2 separate regions of the Homo sapiens genome follow, and region 1 is linked to region 2. Evidence: read pairs that join two places in POLR2A ChIA-PET (ENCODE). Cell type or tissue: GM12878. All regions are shown on one strand. Links, peaks and the distances in the headings refer to the core of each region. The heading gives the core; the rest is flanking DNA. Region 1 has its middle 8.6 kb from the start of TNFRSF17. Region 2 overlaps CLEC16A (C-type lectin domain containing 16A).

Region 1 (4,389 bases), core at 328-4,327, 1.0 Mb after region 2:
CAGAAGAATCACTTGAACCCAGGAGTTTAAGGTTACAGTGAGTTATGATTGCACCACTGCACTCCAGCCTGGGTGACAGAGTAAGACTCTGTCTTTAAAAAAAAAAAAAAGAAAGAAAAAAAAGAATGTTAACTTTAAAAAGACGCTTTTATGTATAATTGAGAAATAAAATTTTTTTTAAGAAGAAAAAAGACTCGATACATATTGAGTATTGGATATTATATTTAAAATAACTTTTTGCTAGGCTGGCTGTGGTGGCTCACGCCTCTAATCCCAGCACTTTGGGAGGCCGAGGCGGTAGGATCACGAGGTCAGGAGATCAAGACCATCCTGGCTAACACGGTGAAACCCTATCTCTACTAAAAATACAAAAAAATTAGCCAGGTGTGGTGGCAGGAGCCTGTAGTCCCAGCTACTCGGGAGGCTGAGGCAGGAGAATGGTGTGAACCCGGGAGGCAGAGCTTGCAGTGAGCTGAGATCACACCACTGCACTCCAGCCTGGGCAACAGAGCAAGACTCTGTCTCAAAAAAAAAAAAATACTTTTTGCTATTTAAAAACAACAAACTTTTATTGATTAAAAATAAATCCCTCACATATCCATCACCCATCAAATCAGGCTGACCTGGTATAATCTATACACGTACCTACATCTGCCTCTCCTGTATTATTTTGAAGTAATCCATTTCATCTATAAAGATTTCAGAATTTAGGCTGGGCGCGGTGGCTCACACCTATAATCCCAGCATGGTGGATTGAGGCCAGGAGTCCGAGACCAGCCTGGCCAACGTGGTGAAACCCCATCTCTACTAAAAATACAAAAATTAGCTGGCCGTCGTGGCACATGCCTATAATCCCAGCTACTCTGGAGGGTGAGGCATGAGAATCACTTGAACCTGGGAGGCGGGGTTTGCAGTGAACCAAGATGGTACCACTGTACTCTAGCCTAGGTGACCGAGTGAAACTCTGTGTCAAAAAAAAAAAAAAAAAAAAAAAGGTTTCGGGATTTAGAGAGAGACTATCTTTGGATAAGAAATTTGCCATTCTGGCCAGGCGTGGTGGCTCACGCCTGTAATCCCAGCACTTTGGGAGGCTGAGGCAGGTGGATCATAAGGTCAGAAGATCGAAACCACCCTGGCCAACATGGTGAAACCCTGTCTCTACTAAAAATACAAAAAAACCTAAAAATAGCCAGGCATGGTGGCACGCCCCTTTATTCCCAGCTAGCTACTTGGGTGGCTGAGGCAGGAGAATTGCTTGAACCTGAGAGGCAGAGGTTGCAGTGAGCTGAGATCGTACCACTGGACTCCAACCTGGGTGACAGAGCAAGACACTGTCTCAAAAAAAAAAAAAGAAAAGAAAAAAGAAATTTGCCACTCCTCCTCCCACCTCTTGCAGATAGTGGCAATGGAAAGTTACCCAATGATGCTTCTTGGGAAGCCTTCCACTGGGAGGATGCTTGGAGAGAAACGTTTAATCCCACTCCACGTATCCCCTCTGGAACTTGACTCTCGTTTTGCAAACAGGAAAAAACCGGTCACCCACTTAGATGACTCAGCCAGCCCCAGGCCTCCTCTGGTCCACTGCAGAGTTCCCGAAGACCCAAATGTTTTGCCTCAGCCACACGTTTTCACTTATTTTTGATTCATTCCAAAGGCAGGCAGGAAATTGCCGCCAGTCATTAATCATGCATGAATCTTTCCTCTGCGCCTCTTCCATGAACAAGACCCATGTTGATGGGCACCTCCCTCTTGTGATCTTACCTTGATGGGCTCTGACAGCAGGTCGTAGGTGTCTCTCTCTATTTCACAGCACAGGTCACCAACACTCAGGCAGGGAAACTGAATTGCTCAAGCCCTGTAAGTGGGAGAACCAAGCCTTGAACCTGGCTCTGTGGGCTCTTAGTGGAAAGCCCACAGGGTGGGTTAAAGGCCTGGTTCCCACATTGCACTAAAAAATGAACACTCTCTGGAGTCCCGCTCTCAGTAGCCATCTGGATGAGAAATGATCTCTTGCCGGGAGCAGTGGCTCACGCCTGTAATTTCAGCGCTTTGGGAGGCTGAGGCGGGCAGATCACCTGAGGTCAGGAGTTTGAGACCAGCCTGACCAACATGGTGAAACCCCATCTCTATTAAAAATACAAAAATTAGCTGGGCGTGGTGGCAGGCACCTGTAGTCCTAGCTACTTAGGAGGCTGAGGCAGGAGAATCGCTTGAACTCAGGAGGTGGAGGTTGCAGTGAGCTGAGATCGCACCACTGCACTCCAGCCTGGGGAACACAGTGAGACTCTGTCTCAAAAGAAAAGAAAAGAAAAGAAATGATCTCCTGCAGAATGCCCAGGAGGAACACTGACTGAGAACCAGATGCTCATGCTGGCATTGGAACCAGGCTTCTTGAGGTCCCCTCCTGAAAACCTCTTTTGCTCTTGGCAGGCTCTCACTCTCCATGCTCAGTTGGCTTCACCCCAGGGGTACCAGGCACTAGGGGGTGGAGGACAGGTACCCTGCTGACCAGGCCCCCAGGAGGGCTCCACAGCTGGCCCTGCCTCCTCATTTAGGCAGCACCAATTGTTGCCAAGATGGCTATTATTTTTATTTTTAATTAATTAATTAATTCTTCTTCTTCTTTTGAGATGGAGTCTCACTCTGTCACCGAGGCTGGAGTGCATTGGTGCGATCTCAGCTTACTGTAGTCTCCACTGCTTGGGGTTCAAGCGATTCTCCTGCCTCAGCCTCCAAGTGGCTGGGATTACAGGTATGTGCCACCACACCTGTCTAACTTTTTCTTTTTTTTTTTTTTTTTGAGATGGAGTCTCACTCTGTCGCCCAGGCTGGAGTGCAGTGGTGTGATCTCGGTTCACTGCAACCTCCGCCTCTTGGGTTCAAGCGATTCTCCTGCCTCAGCCTCCCGAGTAGCTGGGACTACAGGCGTGTGACACCACGCCCGGCTAAGTTTTATACTTTTAGTAGAGACAGGGTTTCACCACGTTAGCCAGGATGGTCTCCATCTCCTGACCTCGTGACCCACCTGCCTCGGCCTCCCAAAGTGCTGGGACCTTGTGAACCACCGTGCCCTACCAACTTTTGTATTTTTTGTACAGACGGGGTTTCACCATGTTGGCCAGGCTGGTCTTGAACTCCTAACCTCAAATGGTCTGCCCGCCTCAGCCTCCCAAAGTGCTGGGATTACAGACCTGAGCCACCGTGCCTGGCCCTTAAATCAGTAGACTTTGAATAAAGGACACTGCCCTTCATAATGTGCGTGGGCTTCATCCAATCAGTTGAAGGCCTAAAAAGCAAAGACCAAGATTTCCTGAAAAAGAAGGAATTCAGCCTCAAGACTGAAACACAGACACCCTCTCTGAGTGTCTGGCCTGCCTGGCTTGCCCTGTGGATTTCAAACTCAGTACTGCAACATCCACTCTTACGTGGATTTTCAGTCTGCTGGCCTGCCCTGCGGAGTTTGGACTTGCCAGCTCCTACAATTGCATGAAGCAATTCCTTAAAGTAAATCTCTGTCTCTAGCTCTGTATCTCCTTTTGGTTCTATTTCTCTGGAGAATTCTACTGATACTTAGATATTCCCCAATTACAGAATCCCCCACACATCCTGCCAACATCAGCTAAGCCGTGTTTTTGCAAACTCTCCCCAAATAACCTGACACAAATCCAAATCCTATGATGAGAACTTTCTAACATTGTCTTTATTGAGTCACTCAGGACTGACTACTTAACTTGTGGGGCCCAGTACACAGTGAAAATGCTGGCTGGGTGCGGTGGCTCACTCCTGTAATTCCAACACTTTGGGAGACTGTGGCGGGCAGATCACCTGAGGTCAGGAGTTCAAGACTAGCCTGGCCAACATAGCAAAACCTCACCTCTACTAAAAATACAAAATTAAGCTGGGCGTGGTGGGTGGGTGCCTGTAATCCCAGCTACTCAGGAAGGCTGAGGCAGGAGACGTGCTTGAACCCAGGAGGCGGAGGTTGCAGTGAGCCCAGATCACGCCACTACAGTCCAGCCTGGATGACAGAGCGAGACTCCGTTAAAAAAAAAAAAAAAAATCCTAGGCCAGGCATGGTGGCTCATGCCTATAATCCTAGCACTTTGGGAGGCCAAGTGGGGTGGATGGCTTGAGTCTAGGAGTTTGAGACCAGCCTGGGCAACACAGCAAGACCCCCATCTTTGCAAAAAATAAAGTTAAATAAAAAACCTAGCCAGGCAAGATGGCATGTGCCTGCAGTCCCGGCTACTCAGGGGACTGAAGTGGGATGATCACTTGGGCCGGGGAGGTTGAGGCTGCAGTGAGCTTTGATCTCACCACTGCACTCCTGCCTGGGTAACAGAGTGAGACCCTGTCTCAAAAACAAAGTAAAATAAGAAAGCCTGTAGG
Region 2 (4,389 bases), core at 312-4,311:
GCACCAGGGCCCTGGGCAGATGCCTCAGCTCCCAGAGCATCATCCCCAAAGGGTCGATTGTTTCTGGGATTAAACGAAGCACTCAGACAGAGACTGGCAGTAATAGGAAGCTTCATCTGTTTTACTGAGGTACATACATAGTTTGAGAAAACACGTTGTCATTCTAACAGTGGTTATCATTGTAAGAGAAACATTTTAATTTGCTGCCGTTAAGTAGCAAGGTAATTATTCTGTCCTTTGAAACTTTTCTGAGATAAAGACACAGCTTTCCATACAAAGATGGTCATAGCAACATTGTTATCACTCACACAATTAGGAATCTTAATGCCCTTCAAAAGAGTTGCTACTGTGCTTGTCCTTTCAGTGTCATACTGTGTAGCCATTACAGATATTTGCAAACAGTTGTCAATAACCAAAAAAAGTGCTTTTGTTTTAGCTGAGGTGGGAAATAAGATTGGCACTGAAATGGATAATGCAACATGACCTCAACTATGTAAATATCCATAGCAAAGAAAAAGACCCGAGGAAATAGATTGCAACTCCAGCAGCAGTCATCTCTAGGCACCACGGTTGCCGTTTCTCTTTCATTGTTGTCAAAGTTTCCTACTTCTCTAAAGTGAATGTTACATTTATAATCAGAAGGTTTTATTAAAATGGGCCGGGTGAGTTGGCTCACACCTGTAATCCCAGCACTTTGGGAAGCCGAGGCAGGCAGATCAGTTGAGGTCTGGAGTTCAAGACCAGCCTGGCCAACATGGCTAAACCCCATCTCTACTAAAAGTACAAAAATTAGCTGGGCATGGTGGCCTGCGCCTATAAACTCAGCTACCTGGGAATCTGAGGTAGGAGAATCGCCTGAACCTAAGAGGCGGAGGCCGCAGTGAGCCAAGATCACGCCACTGCACTCCAGCCTGATGACAGAGCAAGACTCCATCTCAGAAAATGACAACAACAACAAAAAGTTATTAAAATGTTTATATCTCTGAGGTGGTTGAATTACCTAATCTTCCAAAGCCCTGGAATTAGATACACCATTAAAACATTAAATCTTAATCCATTCAGCCTTTCCCCCCATTACATTCAAGCAAATGTATATTGAGCATCTCTTCCTAAAACACTGTGTAAAACGGTGTGCCAGGGCATTGTGGGACAGAAAGACGAGCAAGGTGAAGGTGTAACCCTCATTGAGCTTTGGAGCTTGCAGTCTACTGAGTATTTCTGTATACCAGCAAAAGACATTTAGAAAATGAATATTTGAAACAATATCATTTACAATAGCATAAAAAAATGTCGACTACCTAGCAGCAACTCTAACAATAGATCTGCAAGATTCCTGTCAAGTGAGCATGGAAACAAATGCTGTAAATATCAGAATGTTACACTATTGTAAATATGTCAGTTCTCTCCAAATTTAGCCATAGATGTAGGGCAAGTCTAAGAAAATTTTAGCACGTATTTTTGTGGAAATGAAGAAGGTGATTTTTGAATGTATATGGAGATTAAAAGGGCCAAGAATAGGCAATATTGAAAAACAGAAGGAAAGAAGTTGGAAGACTTAATTACTATATGGCAAGATTTACTGTAAAACTGCAGTAATCAGACAGTATGGTCTTGATACAAGGATAGACAAATAGATCAATGAAACTGGAGTATCCAGAATGAGACCCACATGGGTAGTCACCTGATTAATGACAATGGTGGCGCTGGAGTGCAGTAGAGAAGTGAGGGCCTTTTCTGTAAATGGTGCTGGGTCAAGTAGATTTCCATATAGAAAAACTTAATTTTGGCCAGTACCTCATATCCTACACAGAAATCAGTTCCAGATGTACTCAAAGTCAGAATGCGAAGAGTAAAACAGTAACTTTGTTAGAAGTAAAAAGCATTTCCTTATAACCTTGGGGTAGGTAAGAACCTCTTAAGCTTGATACAAGAAACACCATCCAAGGGAAAGATTAATAAATTGAACTACATTAAAATTAAGAACCTCTACTCATCTAAAGACCCAGTATAAAGGGAACGAAAAGGTAAGCCACCATCAGAGAAAGTATTTGCAATATTTATCTCCAGTAAAGGGTTTGTGGTCAGAGTATATAAAGAAAAGCAAGAAAAAGCCACACAGCCTAATTTTAAAAATGGGCAGGCTAGGCGCGGTGGCTCACGCCTGTAATCCAAACACTTTGGGAGGCTGAGGTACGTGGATCACGAGGTCAGGAGATCGAGACCATCCTGGCTAATACAGTGAAACCCCATGTCTACTAAAAATACAAAACAATTAGCCGAGCGTGCTGGCGGGCGCCTGTAGTCCCAGCTATTCGGAAGGCTGAGGCAGGGAAATGGCGTGAACCCAGGAGGCAGAGCTTGCAGTGAGTGGAGATCGCACCACTGCACTCCAGCCTGGGCGACAGAGCAAGACTCCGTCTCAAAAAAAAAAAAATGGGCAAAAGACTTGCACAGGCACCTCACAAAAGAAGATATTCAAACAGTCCATAAACATATATGAACAGGCACCCGGTTTCACTACTGGAAGAAAGCCCCCACGCAATATCACTGCATACCCAGCAGATGGCGCCACCGACCAGGGCAAAGAACACCAAGTATTGAGAGGCCAAGAAACAAATGGAGTTCTCAGACCTTTCTTCCTGGCCACAGGTCTGTGGGCGAGCTACTGAACGTCGCCAAACCTCACTTGCTGTCTTGTCCTGTGCAGTGGCAACAGTGTGCACATCTTCAGGTTACTGTGAGTCTGTAGGTCACATGAAGCCCTCGCAGAGAACCAGGCACGTGGGGGCTCCTAGAATCTTTTTTTCAGGACTTACCGCCCTGCCCTCTCTGCCTATAAGGGCCTTCTGGTAGTTACTAGGTCTTTTTCCCCCAGAAATTATTTAATAAGGGCAACAATAACAATAGCTAGCACTTGTATCATACATAGTAACTGCCAAGTTAGTTATCTGTTATCTCCCAACACCACCAAAATAGGTAGATACTAAAGTATTCAGGTACCATTGCTGTTTACATTTTACTGGTGAGACAACTGAGGTGCACAGAGGGAAAGTAACCTGCTCAGGATCACCCAGCTAATAAGTGATGGAGGTGTGCTCAGACCCAGGCATTCCAGTGTCTGTGATTAACCCTATGTTCTAATTATACCAGTGTTTGTAATTAACCATATACTCTAGTGCCTCTCAGGAAATACCAGACTTTCTCTACTTCCTGCTCTGGTTTCGCTGAACCTTCCCATCACGACTCCTGCCCTGAAGCCCTCTTTCCCTGTTTGAATCTAGCCTGATCTCTTTTCTACCTTCCTGGAATATTCCTTAGATAATGTAGTAATAATGTGAATAACGGCCCCCACCACAATGACCATAATCTAATCACCATGGCAGCCAAGCCTGCTTCTGTTGAGCCCTTGCTCTGTGCCAGGCGCTGTGCTTGGCTCTTTCTGTGCATGGTCACGTTGCCTCTCTGGAACAACCCAGTGAGGAAGCCTTGACTGTTCCCACCACTGTGTAGAATCTGAGCTGCAGAGAGGTGAAGCGCCTTGTCCAAGGCCACAGTTAGGAGGTGGCAGGGCCAAAGGTCAAGCCCAAGTCTGTCTGCCAGACTCCGAAGCCTGACCTCTTCACCAGAGCTCTGTGCTGTCACTTGCCGTGTCTGGCGTTTGGATCCCTGGCTATGTTCAGTCGTGTATGCTTTGATCTAAGTTATGTTTACAAAGACCATCCCCTGCCCCATTCAGCATTTATTGAACACCTGCTGTGTATCAGACATTTGGAGTGTATTGGGGTCAGCAAGATCAATAAGGTGATGGTGCTGACCTTGAGGAGCTCAGGTCTAGTATGGGAGGCAGATCTTTGCAAATGAGGGTGGGCTGTGCAGTAGCAAATATGTGTGGGTACAGAGGTGCCAGTGAGGAGGGAACAATTAAATCCACCTGGGAGGGGGGCATGGGGAACGCTTTACCAAGAGATGCCCGAGCTGGGTTTTGAAATGTAAAAGTTTGCTGGATGACAAGGACAGCAAGGGCATTCTAAGCAGAAAGCCCCATCAATTGAAGTCATGTGGTCCTAAAGAATTTAAAATTTCTTCTTCTTGTTGGGGATCTTCAGAGCAGACCCACCCACCTAAGCCACCGTCTCCCATTGACCAGGAGTATGATGTGTGATGCTAATAGATGTACACAGAAGAGAGGAGGGAGAATCTGCCCTTCTCCCATATTGCCAACGATGTCTTGTCACTGGCAGGGTGTCAGGCACATGGGGGCCTGCGTGGAGAGTGTCACTGATGGCCACAGCTGGAGTGGTGCGGTGACTGTCAGACTTCAGTGGGATTGGGGCCCTGCACCAAAAGTCCAATTCAATGGGTCTGGGACAACTTACAAAGGTGATTCTG

What was found. Peaks named below come from ENCODE experiments on the same cell type or tissue, not always from the same donor. Only the 100,000 strongest peaks of a DNase experiment are listed, where the experiment ranks them.
Region 1: POLR2A ChIA-PET joins it to region 2 with 5 read pairs; 3 of 35 experiments call an interaction of 5 or more read pairs at or near these places.

What each region holds. Positions count from the first base shown.
Region 1 is chr16:11,954,383-11,958,771 of GRCh38, forward strand. It overlaps a transcript of NPIPB2 not described here. Among named protein-coding and RNA genes, the nearest start is that of TNFRSF17, 8.6 kb to the right of the region's middle. In GM12878, for the core only: no CTCF peak of the experiment used is centred there; no DNase peak of the experiment used is centred there.
Region 2 is chr16:10,951,556-10,955,944 of GRCh38, forward strand. All of the region lies in intron 1 of CLEC16A (C-type lectin domain containing 16A), which reads left to right. Among named protein-coding and RNA genes, the nearest start is that of CLEC16A, 9.2 kb to the left of the region's middle. RefSeq lists an enhancer at 2,423-2,492. In GM12878, for the core only: a CTCF peak has its summit at 2,559 (motif pointing right); a DNase peak (open chromatin) is centred at 2,576; H3K4me3 peaks cover 463 bases; H3K27ac peaks cover 517 bases.